Linked DNA regions of Mus musculus: all the other regions are linked to region 3. Evidence: chromatin loops called from intact Hi-C (ENCODE). Cell type or tissue: left cerebral cortex. All regions are shown on one strand.

Region 1 (8,000 bases), 190 kb after region 3:
TCTTGAATGTTTACTGTGCGATGATGTCTAAGATACAACCATTCATTTCCTCTCTTGCTTCAGCCATGTGACAGCAATTTTGGGGATTCCTGGTATGACCTGTAGTGAGTCTGCATGAGAGAGATTCAAGTGGAAATGTAATGTAGGCAACTGGCAATATGGACAGAGGTCTTGGATATGAGGTCAGGGCTTTGGGAAGATGTAGATGATAATTAAAACCATCTGGAGATACTCCCCAGGAGGGAGCAGAGAGAAAGAAGAGAAAATGTCTGATGGACAGTCACTGGCACACTACCACATTCAGCCATGTCAAGGATGAGCAAGGACAAAAGAGAACAAAAAGGAACCAGTCAATAAGAAAGAAAATCAGAAGTCTGTGGAGACCTGAAGAGAACTACGCATAGCCATCTGTGTCCAGTGCTGTGGGAATATTAGGCTAATGCAAACAGGGTGAGTAGGAGAGAAACTGCCCATGGGAATCAGGCCTTGGTGAACTGGTAGGGGCGTGGGGACCAAGAGCACATTTGGAAGAAGGAAAGAAAGTTTGTGTCCTGGTAGCTTTAACAGAATGAGAATAATCGTGATGCATAAAGGAGCAGATAGATAAGGGGGTGGAGTCTGTCAGTCGGTTAGGAAGGAGAGTTATCTTCATTATCTTCATTGAAGTAGCCTTTAGTGACTTCTCCAGTGGATTGATAGCTCCATATCCACACCCAGTCATGACCAATGTGTTCCGTTAAAAATAAAACAAAAGACATGACGGAGAACAGAGACTTGTTGGGAGGTTAGTTTTAGGGGTGAGAAGGAGGTAAGGAGGTGAGGGGAGTGGCAGTGTGATCAGAATTCATTTTACCTATGTATAAAATTACCAATGGATGCATTACAATGAAAATTTTCAAGTAAAACAACAGAGAAAGAACAAGGCTAACAGGCACCAGAGACACTGGTGAGAGGGGAAAATAGACAAAGTTTTCTGTGGCCCTCCCTCTCCTCAGTAACGTGCAATGCAGAAAGCAAGAGGAGGCAGTGGATGGGAAAGGAAGTGGTATGGAAGAAGTTTCCACTGAGCTGGGAAGTAAGTAGAGCAAATGGTTATGGTGAAGGCCTAAGTTCTAAGACTTTACCCAGATCCAGAGATTTAACAAGCATAGCTGTCTCCAGCCATTTCTGGCTACCGTGGAAGATGAGTTGGACCTTTTAATAAGTGAGCTTGGCTGAGGAGGAGGAGGATATTGCAGTTGATGTGTGCATACTGGATCATAAACAGCAGAGGGAGGCAGCCTTTGAGGCTTCAGTGCTGTCAAAGACTTGCTGGAGGTAAAACCCAAGACAAGAGCAAGACTGGTAGAGAATGATGACCAGAGACCAGCATGAGACTGAGAAAGGAAAGGAATGGTCTATAGCTGAGTGCAGATGAATATATCTGGGTGACCTGAGTCTTGCATGGATACATGAATTAGGAAAAGCATTGTAGATAATGGGGTACTCAGCCCAGATCCCCAACCCAGTCCCTGCAGAACCACTCTGTAAATTGATAGTCCTGACAGCCCTGAACTGACTCCTCCAGTGACCATCTGTAGCTGTAGGAACCATCTTGCTTAATGCTTCATGGTGTAACCCTTTCTATCCTTAGCCCCAACATTGGCTTGGCACTTCAACTGCCTGTCTCCTCACCCAGCCTCCCTGGCAGCCAATCTGAAGGATCATCAAAACTTCAGGACTCCTCCCAGCACTGCAGGATCCATTGAGACTCCTACTGGAACTTCACTTGCTCTTCTCTCAAACACTAGCGACTTTGAAAGCACCTGCCAGGAAGCCACCAGGGCTTGAGTCTCCCCTCTGGACCCTAGTGCGTGAAATCAAGGATACAGCAACAGGTGAGACTGATCCCGAGACCTTCAAGGTAGTTAGTGAGCCGGAGGCTGTGTGTAGGACAGGGGAGATGAAGAGATGTTTTCTCTCTAGGATCCTTTTCATCTTCAGAATTCCCAAGCTGGACTCATGGTTAGGACTCATATGGTTCAACAAACTGATGAGAGAAGAGGAAAATTAGTCATTCTGCCAGATTGTAAACAAAAGAACCACATAGGCAGAGCAATGTAACGCATTTCTTTTTTAGTTTGTTTGCTTTTCCATGCCATTCTAGTGAAGCGCAACCCTCCCAGAAATCCCACAGGAAGCAAACTCTTCCTTCCCTGGCACTGTCCCTGAGGCTTGCTTGTCCAGTGAACCATGACTGGAAGGGCATGTGCTACTTAGAATGAGTTCTCCTCTTTAATTATTTATGTGTATGTACATGGGTGTTTGCCCACATGTATCATGCATCATGTACAGTACCCGAGGATGTCAGAAGAGGGTGTCAGATCCCCTGGAGCTGATGTTGTAGCGGTTGTGAACTATCATGTGGATACTGGGAATGACACCTTGGTCCTGTGGAAGAGCAGCCAGGATTCCTAACCACAGAGTGATCTTTCTAACTCCAAATGAGAGTTTTAGAAGCTACCACCATGGTTCCATTTTCTCTGATACCTCTTCCCTAAACCAACAACATTCCAGAGAAAGACCCGCTTGTCAGAACTGACTCCTAAAAACCATGTTATGAGTGAGCAATGACCCTTAGGAGAAAGCCACTGACGGTTTTCTATTACTCAATACTGCAGAATATCGGCACACGTGAGTCAGCCACCCGGGCACTCAAGATGGCCACTAAAGTCCAAAAAGATTCAAACCAATGGGCTGTGTGCCAAGAAAACTTAATTTTAAAAAATCAGATGATTGGGAAGCCCCTGTTATTAAGATATTTTTAAAATAGCCATTTGCTAAAAAGTCTGTTGTCAATTGCCTAAGATCACATCTTTGCTAATTTTGCTTATCAACTTCTGTGAATTTCGTTTTAAAATTGACCAAGGGTGAACTTTAATGCATTTGTTTGCTGATCCTATTTATTTAAGAAAAGTTTAAGTAGGTGAAAGGTCATATGGTGGCATGGTTTTTATTTCTTGGGGGAGGAGGGAGGCAAACTAGAAATGGCATCTGCCTAGAACGCTCAAGAGCAATTTAGATGATGAGAGAATTAGAGAGGGAAAACATCAAAGGCGGAATCGGAAAGGGACCTAGAGAACAGGAAATGCAACAAACAGAACTTGTATTCCGGAGCAATTGACTTATGGCAGCTGTTCCCAACATCAAAACCAGAGAACAAGCTTGTCCTCTACTGCCACCTTCAGGCCCTCCAGAGTCCTGACTCGCTTTGTACAGTTTGCAGTCATAAGTTTAGATTGCCCAGGTTGCAACCCCTGTGGGAGCTATTTCTACTTTTTATTTTAGCTACATCTTGCTGGAATCCACAGAAGTTTAAGAATAGCGGAACTTGTGTAAATGATCTTGACAGGTGAAAAATGAGATCAAAGAATGAGAATGCTTTAAGGAGATTTGAATGTTGGCAACGAGAAGCCCGCAAGCCGAGCTGGGGGCGGGGCTTCCTAGGACAGAGGTATTTTGGAGATGGATCACTGTTCTGTCAGCTGCCTGACAGGCTTTTGTGATTATGAGCGGGATCTGGAGGTGTAGAATGCAAATAAAATTACAGAATGGCAAATTTCTGGGTAGATCTAGAATAGGTCTGACTGAGCCTTGCATTTACCCAGCATAGCCAGTGACTTGGTGGCAATAAGATCACAGAGATATAACCTTGGCATGCATTAAACAGATCCACTCTCTCTGCATTGCACATAACTATTGAACAGTTCGTGTTCACTAAGAGCAACGTAAGCTAGAAATGTTGTTTTCATTATTGTAAATACAGCATGTTAGCAAATTAGCTCCCAAAAATATACTCAATGGATGCATGTTAAATTGAATTTCCTTTCATGTCAAAAGGCAGAATTTTCAAAGTATAAGTAACCGAGAATTTACTGACTGAAGCTCAAGAACACACCATTTTCTGGAGACAGTTGGAGAGCCTCCTGTTGGCTATGCTTCCGACCTAAAGACACCCTTCTTCACTTCAGTACACTGTTTGAATTCTTCTACTTACCAAGACTCCAATGAATCAGTCAAAGATTGGTGTTAATCACTAGGGTGGTAGGTTCCTTTAGTTACACACTGATTCCAGAATGGAGACTTTAAGTCTTCCTAAGTTGATGTGTTTGTTGCCTGGTACTGAATTCATCAATATCCTTCAATGGTATCTACTTCTGGCAGGACATCCCTGGTCCAGTAGTAGGTGACAGAGCAGCCATACTCCAGGTGTCAATTGTGATATATAACATCTAAGTTATTCAGACAATGAAAATGCCTTTGCCGTGCCTGGCAGGAACCAATTAATAAATCAAGGTGTTTTTTTTTCACATTTATCTTTATGTGTGCAGATTTCATACATACTGGTGCCATAGTGTGTGTCTGGAAGTCAGAGAGCAAGTGGTAGAAGTAGGCTGTTTTCTTCCAACATCTGGGTCCCAGAGATCAAGATTAGGTCATCAGGGTAGGCAAAATTGCCTATACTCACTGAGCCATTGTGATGGGCCCAGGAACAACTTCTTAATTGCCTCTTTAACCCAGTCACTTAGTAGACTCTAAGTGTTTTTAAATGAATTATTCATTCATTGATGGATTATGGAGTTACAGAAATTACAAATTCAATTCTAGGAAACATGGTAATGTCTCAATTCTGCTAGTCAGTTCAACCATGGGAAAAGCATGGTGTTTTCACTGGACTTGGCTGTGGGCCCTGGGACACCCTGGGCACTGTGAGAAATGTCAGAGATTCTACAGAATGCAGTGATAGGTGTCTGCCCTTCTGCCTTTGTCCTCATCTGTGTTGTTATTGCCATAACAGCATAGCCTAATGAGGTGGTTAATCTGGATTTTCAATGCAATGGGATTTATATTCATCATAGAAACAAACCTCTGAGCATGTCTGTGAGGGAGTTTCTAGATTGGATTAATTAGGGAAGACCCACCCTAAATGTGGGTGGCACCAGCCCATGGGCTGAGGTCCTGGGGTGAATAGATAAGAGAGAGGGAACCAAGCACCAGCTTTCCTCGTGCTCTGCTGTCTGACTGAAGATACAGTGTGACCCGTTGCCTCAAGTTTCTGCTGTCATGTCTTCCCTGCCAATGGTGGACTATATCACCTCAAACTGTGAACCAAATTAAGTGTACCCCCCGCCCCAGTTGCTTCCCACTACATATTTGGTCACAGCAATAAGACAAGTAACTGAGATACCTGGTACCTGGCTAGTTAGGGTTTTTTGTTTTTGTTTTGTTTTGTTTTGTTTTGTTGGGTTTTTGTTGTTTTTGTTTTTGTTTGTTGGTTAGGTTTTTCTGTTTTTTGTGTTTTGTTTTGTTTTTCTATTTTGTTTTTTGTTGTTGTTGTTGCTGTTGTTGTTTTTGTTAGCTTGACACAAGCCAGAGTTATTTTGGAAGGAGTTTTAACTGAGAGAGTGCCTCAATAAGATTGACCTAGAAAATAGGGAAGCAGACTACCCAGGCCTGACCTGGGGCACAAGCCCCTTCCGCTCCACTCGAGCCCCAGGGTACCTTGCCAGGGGAGTCGCCCGACACCTGCAAGGGCCCACACAGGATTCCCCACGGGATCCTAAGACCTCTGGTGAGTGGAACTCAGCGCCTGCCCCAATCCAATCGCGAGGAACCTGAGACTGCGGGAAATAGGGAAGCAGACTACCCGGGCCTGACCTGGGGCACAAGCCCCTTCCACTCCACTCGAGCCCCGGGGTACCTTGCCAGCGGAGTCGCCCGACACCCGCAAGGGCCCCCACGGGATCCTAAGACCTCTGGTGAGTGGAACACAGCGTCTGCCAGGAGGCCGGTTCGAACACCAGATATCTGGGTACCTTCCCTGCAAGAAGAGAGCTTGCCTGCAGAGAATACTCTGCCCACTGAAACTAAGGAGAGAGCTACCCTCCCAGGTCTGCTTATAGAGGCTAACAGAGTCACCTGAAGAACAAGCTCTTAACAGAGACAACTATAACAGCTAGCTTCAGAGATTACCAGATGGCGAAAGGCAAACGTAAGAATCCTACAAACAGAAATCAAGACCACTCACCATCATCAGAACGCAGCACTCCCACCCCACCTAGTCCTGGGCACCCCAACACAATGGAAAATCTAGACCCAGATTTAAAAACATTTCTCATGATGATGATAGAGGACATCAAGAAGGACTTTCATAAGTCACTTAAAGAATTAAAGGAGAGCACTGCTAAAGAGTTACAGGCCCTTAAAGAAAAGCAGGAAAACACAACCAAACAGGTAGAAGTCCTTAAAGAAAAACAGGAAAACACATCCAAACAGGTGATGGAAATGAACAAAACCATACTAGAACTAAAAAGGGAAGTAGACACAATAAAGAAAACCCAAAGCAAGGCAACGCTGGAGATAGAAGCCCTAGGAAAGAGATCTGGAACCATAGATGCGAGCATCAGCAACAGAATACAAGAAATGGAAGAGAGAATCTCAGGTGCAGAAGATTTCATAGAGAACATCGACACAACAGTCAAAGAAAATACAAAATGCAAAAGGATCCTAACTCAAAACATCCAGGAAATCCAGGACACAATGAGAAGACCAAACCTACGGATAATAAGAATTGATTAGAATGAAGATTTTCAACTTAAAGGGCCAGCTAATATCTTCAACAAAATAATAGAAGAAAACTTCCCAAACATAAAGAAAGAGATGCCCATGATCATACAAGAAGCCTACAGAACTCCAAATAGACTGGACCAGAAAAGAAATTCCTCCCGACACATAATAATCAGAACAACAAATGCACTAAATAAAGATAGAATATTAAAAGCAGTAAGGGAGAAAGGTCAAGTAACATATAAAGGAAGGCCTATCAGAATTACACCAGATTTTTCACCAGAGACTATGAAAGCCAGAAGAGCCTGGACAGATGTTATACACACACTAAGAGAACACAAATGCCAGCCCAGGCTACTATACCCGGCCAAATTCTCAAATACTATAGATGGAGAAATCAAAGTATTCCACGACAAAACCAAATTCACACATTATCTTTCCACGAATCCAGCCCTTCAAAGGATAATAACAGAAAAGAAGCAATACAAGGACGGAAATCACGCCCTAGAAAAAGCAAGAAAGTAATCCCTCAACAAACCAAAAAGAAGACAGCCACAAGAACAGAATGCCAACTCTAACAACAAAAATAAAAGGAAGCAACAATTACTTTTCCTTAATATCTCTTAATATCAATGGACTCAATTCCCCAATAAAAAGACATAGACTAACAGACTGGCTACACAAACAGGACCCGACATTCTGCTGCTTACAGGAAACCCATCTCAGGGAAAAAGACAGACACTACCTCAGAGTGAAAGGCTGGAAAACAATTTTCCAAGCAAATGGTCTGAAGAAACAAGCTGGAGTAGCCATCCTAATATCGGATAAAATCGACTTCCAACCCAAAGTTATCAAAAAAGACAAGGAGGGACACTTCATACTCATCAAAGGTAAAATCCTCCAAGAGGAACTCTCAATTCTGAATATCTATGCTCCAAATGCAAGGGCAGCCACATTCATTAAAGACACTTTAGTAAAGCTCAAAGCACACATTGCACCTCACACAATAATAGTGGGAGACTTCAACACACCACTTTCATCAATGGACAGATCGTGGAAACAGAAACTAAACAGGGACACAGGGAAACTAACAGAAGTTATGAAACAAATGGACCTGACAGATATCTACAGAACATTTTATCCTAAAACAAAAGGATATACCTTCTTCTCAGCACCTCACGGGACTTTCTCCAAAATTGACCATATAATTGGTCACAAAACAGGCCTCAACAGATACAAAAATATTGAAATTGTCCCATGTATCCTATCAGACCGCCATGGCCTAAGATTGATCTTCAATAACAACATAAATAATGGAAAGCCAACATTCACGTGGAAACTGAACAACACTCTTCTCAATGATACCTTGGTCAAGGAAGGAATAAAGAAAGAAA
Region 2 (8,000 bases), 180 kb after region 3:
CTAATTAAATATTCTTTAATAATGAACACATTGTATAAGACTATTCACATCCAAATGAAGCTGCTATAATTCTTCTGGATAATTACTCATTAATGATAAATGACAAAAGTAAGTAACAATGTGAACAATGCGAAAAATCCTACGTAAGAAAATAAGAGAAAATATAATCAACCATATCCTATCTACATCTAACATCTAAGTAACATCTAAGGTGACCCTGATGTATGTCTGCTAGAAGGGCCAAAGTTCAGACTGCTGACAGACAGCACTAAATGCTAGTTATCTCAGGGTTTCTGTTGCCTTGATGAAACACCAAAAGCAATTTGGAGAGTGTCGAAGGATTTTCTCTGCCCAATTACATTAGTGCAGAGATCTATGACTGGCAGGGAAATGGGAGGCAGAGCTAAGAGTTGTGAAGACAGGGAGCATTGGAGGGTAGGAGGAGAAGGAAGATGACTTTGGACGTGAACCCGTGTCATGTTTACCAGCCACAAGAAGTTGTGGTATCATAAGGTTGGATTAATTGGAATAAAGCTCTTATCATTATCAATTGGCTCTGAAATTATTATATTGGCACCTTGTAAATTGTGCTATTATTGATACATAAATCTGATTGGTTAATTAAGCTTTAAGAGCCTTGGTTTTACTGGGTTACTGGGTATTGTGATATGCAACTGGAAGGTTGGCAGTTCCATTTGACTACTGGAATGTGGGATCACCGACTACATGAGTTTATGACTGAGGAAGAACTAGTGGCATCAGGGACAAGCGAACAAGAGCTGGGAATGCTGCAATTGGGCGCAGCCGGACTATCTGGAGAGAGTTGCCAGTGGTGGCAGGAGCTCAGGGCGTGGTCCGGCCCCACGGAGATCTGGCAGGTTCATTTCTTTAATATTTCCCACAACAGGGCAGGCAGGAAGGGTTTATTTGGCTTTTATATTCTGAATCATAATCCATTAAAGGAAGCCAAGCCAGCAGCTCAAACTGGAGCAGAAAATTGGAGGCAGGAGCTGATGCAGACCACTCCAGACATCCCTGCGATCTTGCTTGTCCATTTTGTGATCACAGTGAGGCCATGGTGCAGTGCTTACCCTTCATGGCTTGCTCAGCCTGTTTCCTTGAAGCACCCAGGACCACCAACCCAGGGATGGCAGCACCCACAATGCCCTGTGCCACTCCACAGCAATCATGAATTAAGAAAACGTCCTTCTGGCTTGCCTACAGCCGGAGGTTATGAAGGCATTTTCTCAGTTGATGTTCCCTCCCCTCCCATGACTCTAACCTGTGCCAAATTCACCTGTAACTAGCTCAGCACACTGGTGAAAGTGCATAACAAGAGCTCTCCTCAGTGGCCACAGAACACAGAACCACTCATACCCTTTGTAAGGCAGATGGCAATTTCTTACAAAACTAAACCACAATGTGGTGGTTCATGCCTATAATCCCAGCACTCAGGAGACAGGGGCAGAGGCAGCTGATTATCTGTGTGTTTGAGCCTAGCCTGGTCTACAAAGAAAGTTCCAGGACAGCCAGGGCTGATACATAGATAAACCCTGTCTCAAAAAAAAGCCAAAAATAACAACAACAAAACAACAACAACAACAACAACAACAACAACAACAAAAGACCAATACTCAAAAAAAAAACTAAGGCAAGCAAGCAAGCAAGCATCTTCCTCAGTACTTACTCAAAGGAACAGAACAATCATGCCTACACAACTGCACACAGCTTTTTATAGCAATTTTATGCATAATCATTAAAACTTGTAAGTAATGGGATGTCCTTATGTGTGTATATTGACGAACTGTGGAATAGCTGAAGAATGGAATAATAATATTCAGCATTAAAAAGGAAAACAAGAAGACCTCTCAATCCATGTTTTAAACGTAAGAGGTAAAAGCATCTTACTACGTGAAACGAGCCAATCCAAGAGGCTGAACACTTTTCTAACTAAAATGTGGAAAGGGAAAGCGATCCATGAGGGGAAATGGATAGGCTAAGACAGGGAGTTTTAAGGAAGTAAAATTAAGGAAGTACAATTCTGTAATGATGGATAGATGTCATTAAGCACTTGTTCAATTTCATAGTGTGAAGAGGAAATTCCAGGGCTAGGATTGCTCGGTTGGTTAAGTCTGATTGGTGTCCAACCATGAGAAGTAGAGTTTGAATCCCAGAACATATGTAGCAAGCCAGGCACCTGCAAACACCTGTACTAGCAGCTCAGGGGAATCCAATGCCATCTTTTGGCCTCCATGTGTGGAAATGTGTATATGTGCACAAATGTGTGCATATATCCCCTTTACACACACACATTTATAAAGCAAACTCTAATATAACAATGTGACCCTATGGTGTAGGGTACTAGAAATTAAGAGGTCTATGAGAGAAATGTAATATCTCAGTCTCTGCTGCTCAATTTTCCTGTGACCTTAAAACTACTCTTCAGAAAGAATTCACATGCTCATGTATGGTCATGAGTTCATATATATGTGTATATGTATATAGTTATTGGGGTGTGTGTGTTATCGCTTTGCTATGAGATCTTCTTTTTCCTATCCTTTGTTTCTCCACCCTTGGGTTCATTCCCTATCATTAGATAAGAGAGAGAGAGAGAGAGAGAGAGAGAGAGAGAGAGATCCCTAAATTTAATTTCTTTTCTTTTGTTTCTTCTTTGAGAACAATGACTAACAAACCACAAACAGCCCCCATGAAGGACCAACAACGCCAACCCCACCTTTTGAGGCCCTAGCATTTACATCCTCTTTGAAAAGTTTCCAGAATTCCAAATGTCATATAATCGCAGAATCAACCTGCAACTGGCAAAACCATGCCTCTGCTAGAGCATCAGACAAATCATAGTCAGCTGTGGACAGTCTGAAGCAACCCCACAGCCCCATGCCTACGATTCAAGTAAAAGCACATTCTTATAATAATGTGTTTTTTAAAGAAACCAACATTCCATATTTGTCATTGTGTGTGTGTGTGTATTATGTGTATGTATGTATGTGTGTATGTGTGTATGTGTGTATGTGTGTATGTATGTATGTATGTATGTATGTGTATGTATGTATGTGTGTATGTATGTGTGTATGTATGTATGTGTGTATGTATGTATGTGTATGTATCTATAAATGTGTGTATATATGTATGTATATGTGTATATGTGTGTATGTATGTATGTGCATGTATGTGTATGTATGTGTATATGTATGCGTGTGTATGTATGTGTGTATGTATGTGTGTGTATGTATGTATGTGTGTATGTATGTATGTATGTATGTATGTATGTATGTATGTGTGTGTAAGCTTACGTTAATAGAGAAACAAATGCCATAGTACCCTAGACATCCCTGCAATCTTGCCTGTTAGCTTTGGGAACCGGGTGTTCTAAAGCTATCAGGTCGCAAAACAAATGTCATTGTGGAAACATCAGAAGTTTCCAATTCCCAGACCACACCCAGGATTCTGCTCTTTCCTGAAGAAAACATTCCCTTTTTTGCTCGGCAAACTAGGCACGGGCCCAACCTCAAAGCGCTTCCATAGCTTTGCCGCTAGAGGGAGCCACTGCTCCTCTCGCCCTCTTGGCCAGTTTGCTTTCCAAATCTGAGTCCCCAGCAATTTCACACACCCTTATTTTCACTTAGATTTTCCCCATTGTTAAAACAACGTAATCACAGCAAGATGAATTCTCTCTGAAAACCCAAAGACCGAATTACAGTAGACAACAGGTACAAATGATCTTTGCTCTAAAGAATCAGGGGGGGAACCATTATCAAGTTTATAGCTACTGATATTATCCTCACATCCTTTCAGAAATGGATTCATGGAGTCCAGGATGCTCTAACTCAAATTACGCCATGTTGGCATGTTGAATATTACAGGCTGAAGGGGTATGAGAGACGGTATTTGCAGGTGACTCTCTGGCTGTCCTTTATCCTTCTAGGTCCCAAAGAGTACATAGGGTGGGAAGGGTTTCCTCCCTCTACATCAGAAACATATTTCCCAGGGTAGGAGAGCAGCACCTCTCATGGGCACCTGCAGCTCGTAACATTCTGTTGATACTGTGGATCTGACATTTATGCTGAGCTGTGTGAGTGTGGGGTCAAAGCCGGAGCAACTCCTGTCCATGTCCCTGGTATCAAATTAATAACTAAACAAATATTTGGCATATTGTTTTCCATTTTTCCAGAACATTTGTAAAATAACCTAGATTAGATGTGAATAAGATAAACACCTATGAAGAAGATAAAAACTATAATGTAGAGGTGGGGACAGAGGAAGATTACAACCAAAACACTATCTCAAGACACGGACGGGCGTGGCTGGGCAGGGCAGGTTTGGAGCTGGAAGAACAAACTGTCCTGGAATTCACTATCAGTCCTAAAACAGCACGTCCTCAGTGACTGGCGATGTTCATCAGACCATCTCAGCTTCACAGAGGGGAATAAAAGCCCCGGGAGAGAAGAAACACTCTTCATTCTTTCAGCCATTAAGAAGAGAAAATTGTAAACCTAGTGAGACTGTAGATGATTTCAGCCCTAGCATAAACCTCAGCTGCCTACATGGCAGTAGCCACTTCAGGCCTCTCAGATCTAGAGTAGCCTTGTGGATGTCAGAAGAGGGGATTCTTAAAAATCAAGACCACCCTCAGGAATCATAAAAGAGGGTTACAGGATAAGTCCGGGGCAAAGCTTGCTGGTCCAGAGTGCACCATCAGCTAGAGATAAGTAACTAATGAAACCGTACCCCTTACACTGTCCCAGCCCACTGCGCTTAGGTGGGAGACATATGGAAGTCTGCAGCCAGAGAAAGAACAACTTTTGAGTGGACCTATTTTCTCAGAACCCTTTAGGGATTTTGAGGCCCAGACATCCCATCATGTCTTAGTGACTAGGTTTACAAACAGATGCAACCATGCAGATGTGCAAGACAGAGCAGACTCACAGAGAAAGGAGATGGTGGTAGTAGACTTTCTGTCCTATTGACCAAAACAACATGAACAACTTATTTTCCCTCATGATTTCAAAGTTCTCTATCCATTTTTCCGGCTTCATTGACTGTGGCAGATGAAGCATCAGATGCATGTCCCACTTCATGGTGGAAGGAAGAAGAGCAGGAAGGAAAGGAGAACCAGCTGTCTGAGGAGATGCCGCCATTAGGCCCTGGCTCCCAACGTTTCCTACCTAGTCTCCAGAGGGAACATTCAGCCATGAGCCTGTAGTGCACACTTCCCACCCAAATCATGACTGAACTAGTCAGCTTCATCTATCAACTTCACACGGCCCAGAGGCAGCTGAGAGAGTCGCAGTTGAGTGATTACCCACGTAAGATTGGTCACGTCTTTATGATATCATCTTGATTGGTGATTGATTTGGGAGGGCCCATCCCTTTATGGGTGGCAACATTGCTAGGTAGACCAGTCTGTGGGCTGTAGAACAAAGCTAACAGAGCTGTTGGCGAGATGGAGCAGCAGTTAAGATCACTGCTTGCTCTTTCAGAGGACCTAGGTTCAATTCCCAGTACTCATGAGACAGCTCACAGCTGTCAGTGACACTATTTCTGAGTAGTGCATTGCCCTCTTCTGGCCGCTGTGCGCACTAAAAACTAAAAAGAACTATAAATAAAAGACTATGTGCAACCAAATTAGCAACTGTAATTGCCATTAAAGTGACAATTTAAGCCCCACTTCTTAAAAGAGAAGAAAGCTGGAGCTTTGAGTGGCACAGCCGGCCAGTAGGCGACCCTTCATTTATTGCCCCAGGTTCCTGCCTCAAGTCCATGCCCTGACTACCCTCAATGGTGGATTCTGACCTGAAGTGTAAGACAGAATAAACGCTGTCCTCCCCAAATTGCTTTTGGTCATGGTGTTCATTAGAGCAACAGAAAGCAAAGTAGAACAATAACAGTGCCATCCAGCAGATACCCATCCATTACCCAACTGCCTGGCCACATGGCTTTTCTTACATGCTACTTCAACACCTATGCAAACACCTACAAATGCCCAAACTGTACAACAGCAAGCTATGAGGTGGTCACTCTTTTGTAAATACATTAACAAATTAGCAGTCAAGTCATGTATCTGTGTGAGTACCACTCCTCATTCCAGTGCTGAGTGGATATTTACTAGATGACTATTGGATGAAGTACTGGCTTTGAAGATGGGTACAAACGTCAATAAGTAACAGCTCTCTTTCCATGGGACTCTAGGTAGGGTGATGGAGGAGGAAACAATAAGAAAAACATTCTATAAAAAATGATTTATGGGTCATGGGAGAATGAGGGGCAAGGAATTCCTGTTGGCTGTCTAGAGGTATCCATTCAATTAGAGTTCTAGTGCCAAAGACGCCCCAGTGTCTCATTTCATAAACCAACAGTCAAACAATTCTCTCTCTCCAATGCTCAAAGCTCTAACAACATTAACTCTGAAGGTCCCTGGTTGATACTTAATATACTTGTTAAACTCAGTCTCCCAATCTCTAACTTGCCTGCTACCTCTTTTAACACAGTACAGCCATTAGTTTATCCTGTTAGCTATGAAAATATGCCCTCGCAAACTAGCAAGCTTACAGATTACAGCCTGAAATAGATTGCTTTGTATGTTTAAGAGTGCCTGTGTTCTCCAGTTAACAGAAGAGTTTTAAAAGGTACTTGCTTATTTTTTCCAAGTTTGGCTATGTTTAGAGCATGTGCATTCGCGAGTGTGTGTATGTGTGTGTGTGTGTGTGTGTGTGTGTGTGTGTGTGTGTGTGTGTACATTCATGCCTGCAACTGCAAATACACATATGTTCCCATGGAGACTGGAGGACACCCTTGTCATCCTCAGAATATCATTTGAGACAGAGTCTCCCCTAGGCTGGTCAGCCAGCCCCAGTGATCTTCCTGTCTCTCCTTCCCAGTGCTGGGATTACAAGCAGCAACATGCCCAATGTTCTTATGTGGATTCTGGGATGGAGCTCAGACCTTCATGCATGCATGCCAAGCTATGCACAAACATGATGATTTTAGAATATATGGGGAACTTGTGGTGACTTGGGCAAAAAAAGTGAGACCCATGGCCATAAGCCATGTTTAGGAGACAGGTGTTACCCATAATTAGTGTAGTCACAAATGGGACACTCCCTGAGGGCTATTGAGACAACTCCTCCCCACACCATTCCTGCCACAATTCCTGGGAACTTTGATACCTTTACTGGTGACATCTTCAGTTTTTTAGTCTGCTAATCACAGCCTTTTTGTCACAATAGTCTCATCTTTACCTTATCTGAGTCAGCTACCATCATGGTCATACCTAGTCCATTAATTTCCAACAAGGATAGTTCCCAAACTCAAGATTACCATTGGTTCACCTCTGCGTGTGACCTCCCTGTCTTCAGGGTCAGCCCAGACCTAACACCCAGCACTACCTTTCCTTTGCAGGGGAGCTCAGTTCTAGTGTCAACTGCCATTTAGTCATTGTCACCCAGAAAACTCCAACTTCAGCCAAACCTGCCAGCTTTTACCTACCCACTCCTCAGCCATACCTGTGTAATGGAGCATGGTTAGAAGAAAACACTGTCATAGTGGCTAGAACTCCAAGCAGCCTCTGGGGCTACTGCCAGTCCCTGGAGACTTGTATCAACCTCGGTCTTCTGAAGAGCCATGTCTTGTCTGTTCTCTATTTTTTCCAACCTCTCAAATCCTGTCCATTCTTCAATGTCAACTGATTGCTTTTGTATTTAAAAATAATCTTCACCAATAAATGTATTAATGTTTGCACCTATAGACATATACCCCCTCTTCCATTTCATAACAATTGTGTGGCCGCCATAGACTCATCTGTTTGAATGCTTGGCTCACAGGAAGTGGCACTATTAGGAGGTGTGGTCTTGTTAGAGTAGGTGGGCCCTTGCTGGAGGAAGTGTGTCACTGTGGGGGTGGGGCTTTGAGGTCTCATATGAGCTTAAGTCTGATCAGTGTGGCACAGTCCCCTTTTCTGTCTGCAGATCAAGATATAGAATTCT
Region 3 (8,000 bases):
AAATCTTCTGGGGAATATTTCCTGAGAGCACAAAGAAGCTGTGTTCCAGAGATAGCCAAGGCTGTACCCCCAGCTACAGCTGTACTTGGTAATGTGTAAGAGTCATGTAGATGGTACTGGTTTTGGAGGTATGAAGGGGTCATGGACAGCAGCTGGGGCTTGGCACTGTGAGAGGCCAGGGAAGGCCATTGATGAAGGTACAGCCTCAACTGCAGTTGAAGACCCAGAACTGAAAGGGTCATACAAAGAAGTTGAGGCTTGACACCATGAAGAGAGCCTATGACAGGCTATTAGTGAAGCCTAGCTACAGTTGAAGATCCCAGAGTATTGGAGATGCCAGTGCCATTCAGTGATCAAGAACAACAGGAGCAGTGGAGTGGAGCCACCCAGAGTATAGAATGCTACAGAGAGCAGAGCTAGAGATGTGACCCATGTCCTTTGGAGAAGCCCAGAAGATCATGTGTGGATCCCAAACATTGAAACAAGAAGCCAAAATGTTGAAGTTGCCTTGGAGACTCCAAGGTGTTTGAGATGCCAGAGCCATGGAATATCTGCTGAGGATAGCTCCTAACAGGAAGTGAAACCATCCCAGAAGGAAGAAGTTTGTTTCAGTCAACGAAGATGATGAAAAGGGAGTGGACATCTGAAGACCGTTTAGACATCTGCCATGGAGATGCAGAGTTTGGAGTTTGCCCAGCTGGTTTCCTGACTTGCTTTGGTGATTACAGTTAAGTGATTGGATGAATCTCAAAAGAGACTTTGAACTTTAAACTTTTAACATTGTTGAGCCTACTATAGACTATGGTGACTTTGGAAGTTGGACTAAATGTATTTTGCATTATGCTATGTTTAGGTATGGCCCCCATAGGCTCATGTTTGAAAAAGCGTATGAAAGCCAGGGAATGGAATGTGGTGGTTTGAGTATGTCTAGCCCAGGGAGTGGCACTATTTGGAGGTATAGCCTTGTTGGAGTAGGTATGCCAATGTGAGTTTGGGCTTTAACCCTCTTCTTGGCTTTTTAGAGGTCAGAGTTCTCCTGGCAGCCTTAGGATGAAGATGTAGAACTCTCAACTCCTCCTGCACCATGCCTGCCTGAACACTGCAATGCTCTGCCTTATTGATCCTGGACTGAACCTCTGAACCTGTAAGTCAACCCCAATTAAATGTTGTCCTTATAAGAGCTGCCTTGGTCATGATGTCTGTTCACAGCAGTAAAACTCTATCTAAGACTCCCTCCTTGCATGCATGTACTAAATATCTTCAAATGTTTAGGGCCCTAAGTTCTTTCCCCCTTCTGTCCTCTCCAGTTTCCCCTTCCCCTTCTGACTCATTCCTCCCCTTTTTTGTCTCCCCAGATAGTATCCTTCCTATAGGATACTTTTAGCTATGAAGAATCCATCCATGAAGGTACTAATCTGCAGTACTTATTGATGGCAAAATATGTACTTGGCATGCTATTTTTGAGTATCAAAGATAACTGATAGTGCCCCAGCCTTCAAGGAAGACACAATCCGGCTGACACTGGGCCACACTGCCAGTGAGCAGGGTTGTCAGTCAATAGAGTTAAAATGTAGTACAGCCGCATACTATAAAACATCTATTTCTCCTCATGTTTTCCCTTATCAGCTATAAGGTGGATTGTGCATCAACCGTTTCTGTTGTCCAGCATTCCGTGCAATGCTGAGGAAAAGATCGGCTACATTATGTGTTTTGTGTGAGTGAATTGGTAAAAGAGATTGGGTGACTTACGGATGAATTAAAAAAAAAATTTACTGGGAACAGCTTTTTACTATTTTTTTCCCTGAAAGCATCGTCCTCAATATCAAATCTAAGTGGGATTTTGTTTTCCCACTTAGTCATATTCTCAGAGAAGATACCCTCTTGAAAGCACTTGATTATATTTAAGGTAATATTCCCTGAGATGAGACCAGCAAACTCACTTGCGTCTCTGTGTACGCCCTCTGCAGGCCTCTGACCAGGTGGGACTCAGCTCCTTAACTTTTTTTTTTTTTTTAAACCATTTATAAGTTTGGTCTGTTAAAGAATTAAAACATCTTTGGGAGAATACAGCTAGAGAAACGAATGTCAAAGGGATTTGATCCCGCCAGACAGCAAGTGAGCAAAATCCCAAGGGTCTCTTTTGAGCAAACCAGGTGTCATCCAGATCTTCAGCAGCTGGGAACAAGAAGGCTGAGAAGCCCTCGCAAGAGAGCAGAGGGTCAAAAGCAAAGCCCAGATCCGCTCCTGTCCATCACCCCACATGAGTCACTCGGTCACCCTCAGTAGCTGCCCTGTTTCAGAATCTAGCAACTGAGACCCCAGAAACACTCATCACCAACTGTGGCGACCGAAGCGTCACACCCTGTTCCTCCTTCCATTTATGTTGCCTCTGTGCAGCACCTCAGATGGCCCAAACCACACAGTGTTCTGACTCCGAGAATCCCCTCTCTCCAGCACGTTGTCTTGGGACCAGTCTCTCTCTCTCTCTCTCTCTCTCTCTCTCTCTCTCTCTCTCTCTCTCTCTCTCTCTCTCTCTCTCTCTCTCTTTCTCTCCCCCCCCCGTCCCTCCCTCCCTCCCTCCCTCCTCCCTCCCCCCATCCAGCTATCACAGATTGCACGCTCTTCAGTGCAAACCAAGGGGACTCTCAGTATGGGGCTTTCTAACCTCTGTTAATCCCCCTGCCTCCACATTCCAGGAGTGCATGCCAAGCATAGGTGTGACTCCATTCTCCCTCCCTTTCCTGAAACCCTTTCCCTTCTGAGATCTCCAGGGTCAGGCTCTTTTCTGACTCATCAGCCCACCCACATGGGGGTCTCCAACCTTTGCACCCCAGCATCCAAATGGCATCCTTTCTGGTACTTGCCTCCTCTGGAGAGGATTGCTTTCCCGCTCAGAGACTCCTTGATAAGTCTCCCTTCGGGTTTCTGGGAGCCAGAGGGAGGAGATGTGTTACCCACTCGCTCAAGGGGAGCGGCAGGGGAAGCGACGCAAACTTCTGCTGCACTTACTTCGGGCCGAGGCTGCCGCCCCCGCTCCTCTCCGCTAGCTCTCCCACTGGCAGCTGCTTCTGGGCGACCCGAAGGAAGCCTCCACCATGCTCGCATTCCCCAGGCCAGCTACGACTGCGAAATGCGCAAGAAGGGAAAAATGAGTCTTTCGGTGGCAAGAGTGCCCTGTGTCCGGGTCCAGCACGGAGATCTTATTGCAAGCTTGAGCCTCCGCTACCTTTAGCAGCCCTGGGATGCTGTGCTGGGGCACTGCGCCCCGTGTGCCTCGCTCTTCGACTGGGCTGTTTCTGTCCGACTTGCAGTTTTAGTGCATGCCAGGACTGCAGCACCCTCTCCGTCCTCCTGGGGAGACGACTTTCAAGTCACCTGGAGGTTGGCGAGGCTCCTCCGCGGGCGCGCATCGTGACAGGGAGGAGCGCGGGAGCGGTGGCTGCCCGAGTGCGCCTCCAGCATCCTTAGCAAGGAGCGCACAGCCCTCTCCCGTCGCTCTCCTCCGGACTGCAGTCCTGACGTCACCTGCCCTCCCTCCCGCCCCACGGAGGAGCGGCGGCAGCAGAGGGTGGGGTGCGGTGAGCGAGGATGCTGGAGTGTGAGTGTGTGAGTGTGCACGCGAGCGTGTGCCCCGCAGGGCTGAGGACTGGGAGGAAACGCAGCTGGATCCGAAATCTAAGCTTTCGCAAAGCGGTGCTGAAGGGCTACAGTGAACAGCTGGGGGCGCTCGTTTCCCAGTTGGGGCTGAGTTTGGAGGAGACCAAGAGAGAGACAGATCGAGGTAGCAGTGAGGGTGGTGGGAGAGGTCCGAGTTGCAAAGGATGCATTAGAAGTTTGTAGGATGCACAGGACTCCTTCTTAAAAGCTGCGCAGGAGGCAAAGGGGGTTAACCACCATGGGACAGCGCAGCTTACTCTCCAGTAACAGTCTGGGTAGAGTTGGGAGCTCTCAGCCTTGGCTCTGGCTGCTAGTTCCCTACCGGGAGCGAGCTTTTGAGCCTCTAGTTGTTACAGAGTGATCACTGCAGCTGTTGGTCCCCACCTAACTTACTTCTTTTTATGAGCCTGGGGGAATTATGGCCAGAAACTGGGAGAAGGTGCCCTGAGCAAAAGTGGTCAAGGGCGAGGAGTGTGAGGGTCATCCTCTAGGTCCTAGGTCAAAGTCTGCCCGACTAGCGTGAGGATTCTGAGCAAGATTCCCTTGCTGTTTGTTGTCAAGGGTGAAACTAACTTCTTGTCTCTGCAGCCTTGCAAGACTTTCCTCCTTGTCCGAAATTGCCTTTGTGTTGGGATGGAGAAAGGTTATTCCTGGAGCACTTGTCCCCTTAGTATACTTTTTTTTTTTTTCCTGCACTCTACACTCCTCCCAGATCCCATGGCCAGCTAGGAGCTGACTGCAGGCTGAGGGAGGACTCCCTGGTAGGAGCGAAGTGTGCAATGCGCTGCTGCGCTCCAGTCCAGGCCGGATCTGCTGCCAGTATCTTGGCGTCCAGCTCAGGAGCGCTGCAGTGACTGCTCCCGCAGCCAGCAATTTTGTCCTGGTGAGAGGCAGTGAAATTTAACTGCAAGCATCTTCCTTCCTGTATCGAGACACCATTTAATCGCCGATGTGCTCATACTCATTAAAATCTTTTCAACGGAGACTAGGAAGAAGGAATTGAAAGAGATAAAATTATTCTCAGTTTCAAGATGTTATATATATATATATATATATATATATATATATATATATATATATATATATATATATATATATCCAACTTTCTAAAGTTTTGGAAGTGAGTTCAGTAAAGAAGCCCCAATCCCAGTTCTCCAATGGACTAAACAGAAGCAAGAGTAGGAACCATGCTACTGTGTTAGGTTTACTAATTTTTAAAACTCACACATTTAAACATTGGAAATCTAGCTAATCAGGTAAAATGATGGATATCCTCAATAACCACAGGCTGGGTCCACAAACAAATAGCATAATTAAAGCGTAAAGATACAACATTCTCCTAATGAGAGCAGGGAATAGCAGAGAGGGACATAGGGCCATCAGCCGCCATGTTCTTCTGGAACTGACCTATTTTTTAAGGTGTTATTTTGAAAGCACGGTGACACCATGAAAGTCTTACATAACCAGATCCCAGCTATGTGAGTTTCGAAAGCATAATTTCTCCGTAGGAGTCACCGTTCCCTGAAAATGCCAATTCAGATTAATAGTGTGGAAATAAGCAAGCCATTGACAAATTAGTGATTTGAAAACAAAATTGAAAAGTGACAGCTGTGAACCTTCCAAGCTGGGCCATGATTTTGTTTGCATGTGTTTAATGCAGGAAGTTAGTGATGCCCTGTCAGCTACTGTGACAGTATGGCTGACATGTCCTCAGCAAATTTTGTCCATTTGACATGACAGACACAAGCAGCTCCTTCCTTTATTTTGCATTGCATCTTGTGCACACCTGGAGGTCAGCCATGTGTATATGTTGATGTGATTGGTTGTTTGCATGTCTGTCTTCCTTCCAAGCTTATAAGCCATTCCCCAGTGGGCATTGGTTTGCTTTTCTTGGGATTCAGCATAGGGTCTAGTAAAGCTTCCCTGGATTGTTTTTAAAGAGTATAATATGACTACAATGAAGAATCTGGCTTTCAAATAGGAAGATGATTGGAACAAAGCCAAGAACCAGAAAGGACCCCAAGCACAGATCCTCAATCAGTGATCCCCAACCCCAGACACAGCAAGAGGACTGACAAGAACTGGAGAGGCCTTCAATAAATAGTGCTGGCAGAACAGAACTGGATACACAACCAAAAGAAGGAAGTCTGACCCTTAACACCACACAAAGTTGGATGAGAGTGGACAAAAGACTTAAGATGAGGCCTGAAGCCCAAAGAAGGGGACAGGACATGGATTCCTTGACAGTGTCTATGACCAGTGATATGTGGCCATCAACTTTTTTTCAATATTATATTGAAAGCTTGAGTTTCAAGAGCAAAGATCAATAAATGGAACAATATCAAACTGAAAAGCTTCTGGACCATGCATAATGGATATGGGTTACCATCCAATCTATGAAGTGTCTTTATAACTCAGTAGCAGATAAACAAATGACCCAATTAAAAAAATTAACAAAGGATCTAAACACACATTTCTCCAAAGAAAACATGAGCTTTTTGTTTGTTTGTTTGTTTTTAAGGCTAGAAAGTGAACTGGAGAGATACTTTACAGTTAAAAATGCTTTCTAGTCTTCCCGAGAACCTGAGTTGGGTTACTAGCACCCACACTGGGCTGCTCACAACCACATGTAAGTCTAGCTGCAAGGGATCCAGCACCATCTTCTGTTACCCATAGGTACCTGCACACATGAGCTATATATACATCACCACCAGCACTCTTCCTACCCCACATAAATAAAAATTAACAGTAAGTCTAAAAATCAAGTCCAGAGAGTATGGGTCAAGATGCTCAACATCATTGAATATCAAATGTAATCTAAATTAATATTACTATAAGATATCACCTTATATTTGTTAAGACAAATGACAATAACTATGAATAAGGGTGTAAGAAAAAGGAGAACCTTGTACCATATTGGTAGGAATATAATTAGATGCAGTCATTATGAAAAATATTTTTACAGTTAATAACAGTAGAAATACCATATGCCCCTCAATCCATATCCCAGGTATATAGCTGAAAAAGATGAACTCAATCTCTCATAACAATGCCTGTGTCTCCTCCATGCTCATTGCAGGATTATTAATAATATGCATGGTTTAGGAATAACCTAAAAGAAATGATAGCACAAAAACGATATAATTCAGCCTTAAAAGGGAAATCCTGTTATTTTCTACACCATGGCTGGACTGTCTAAAATGCATGACAAACATTTTTTATTATGTAGAGTGTAGCACACCCATCAGCAGGGTATAGCTATTGCTGATAAGCAAGGAGAAAAGGTCAACTCTTCTTACCCTGAACTTCTCCCCAACCATTGTGAGAGGAGCCACAGTCCAAATCTATCAGGTCAGAGTCCAGTGTTCTGTGACTGTGCTCCCAGCACAGACTATGTTATCCAAGTAGTTCAAGTACCAAGCACATTATAGGAACCGGATAGAGAACAAACTCTCTACCCCAGAACAAACACGGCAATCTGCAACTATACTAACAAAGACATAAGAACCCTTAGGGAGTCAGAACCAGAGGATCCTGGGTAGGAAGTACAGCTTTAACATACTGCTTTTTCATATGATGCACCACAGTATATGATTAATATTAGCTATTAATATTCCTAAACCAAAATGGCAAACATATGCTGGCAAAATTATGGAGAAACTTGGCTCTATCATTCTAGAAGCTATCTCCTAGGAAGAATAAGCTCCCATGGTCTTTGAAGCAACTTCTCACCTTCTATACCAATTAGAAAGAGCGTGTGCATGAAAGGACAAAGGCAAAGCTAGTCCTGGTAATACATGCCTAGAATCCCAGCATTCGGGAGCTAGAGGTGGGAGGGCCGAAGAGTCATGATCAATTTGAACTCTGTAACAAAACCCTTTTGGAAAAATAAACTAAACAAAATGTCCCCCAAGCCAAACACCATTTTTTTTGTTATTGAATCTTTTTATTAGATATTTTCTTCATTTACATTTCAAATGCTATCCTAAAAGTCCCCTATACTGTCCCCCTACCCTGTTCCCCAAGCCCACCCTACTCCCCAATCCACTCCTGCTTCCTGGCCCTGGCATTCCCCTGTACTGGGGCCTATAATCTTCACAAGACCAAGGACCTCTCCTCCCATTGATGAGCTACTTGGCCATCTTCTGCTACATATACAGCTAGAGACATGAGCTCTGGCGGGGGGGGGGGGGAGGCGTACTGGTTAGTTCATATTGTTGTTCCTCCTATAGGGTTACAAACACCATTATTTAAAGGAAGAAAAAACAGAATATTTTTCACATACTACTTAGCTTCCTGAAATTCTTCTGAAATCCATTTAACATACAGCTTATAATATTAAC

Evidence for each region. Peaks named below come from ENCODE experiments on the same cell type or tissue, not always from the same donor. Only the 100,000 strongest peaks of a DNase experiment are listed, where the experiment ranks them.
Region 1: it touches region 3 in a loop (6-fold over the local background); 16 of 42 quality-filtered maps call a loop at or near these places.
Region 2: a loop joins it to region 3, with 2.3 times the contacts of the local background. A loop is called at or near these places in 16 of 42 quality-filtered maps.

The regions. Positions count from the first base shown.
Region 1 is chr2:19,711,254-19,719,253 of GRCm38, reverse strand. No RefSeq gene overlaps it. Among named protein-coding and RNA genes, the nearest start is that of Gm24670, 24 kb to the right of the region's middle. In left cerebral cortex, a CTCF peak has its summit at 3,230 (motif pointing left); a DNase peak (open chromatin) is centred at 3,219.
Region 2 is chr2:19,722,648-19,730,647 of GRCm38, reverse strand. No RefSeq gene overlaps it. Among named protein-coding and RNA genes, the nearest start is that of Gm24670, 35 kb to the right of the region's middle. In left cerebral cortex, a CTCF peak has its summit at 3,555 (motif pointing right); a DNase peak (open chromatin) is centred at 3,541.
Region 3 is chr2:19,905,289-19,913,288 of GRCm38, reverse strand. It overlaps a transcript of Etl4 not described here. Among named protein-coding and RNA genes, the nearest start is that of Gm24670, 220 kb to the right of the region's middle. In left cerebral cortex, CTCF peaks have their summits at 1,956 (motif pointing left) and 3,697 (motif pointing right); DNase peaks (open chromatin) are centred at 2,274, 3,045, 3,577 and 4,421; H3K4me3 peaks cover 2,965 bases; H3K27ac peaks cover 1,990 bases.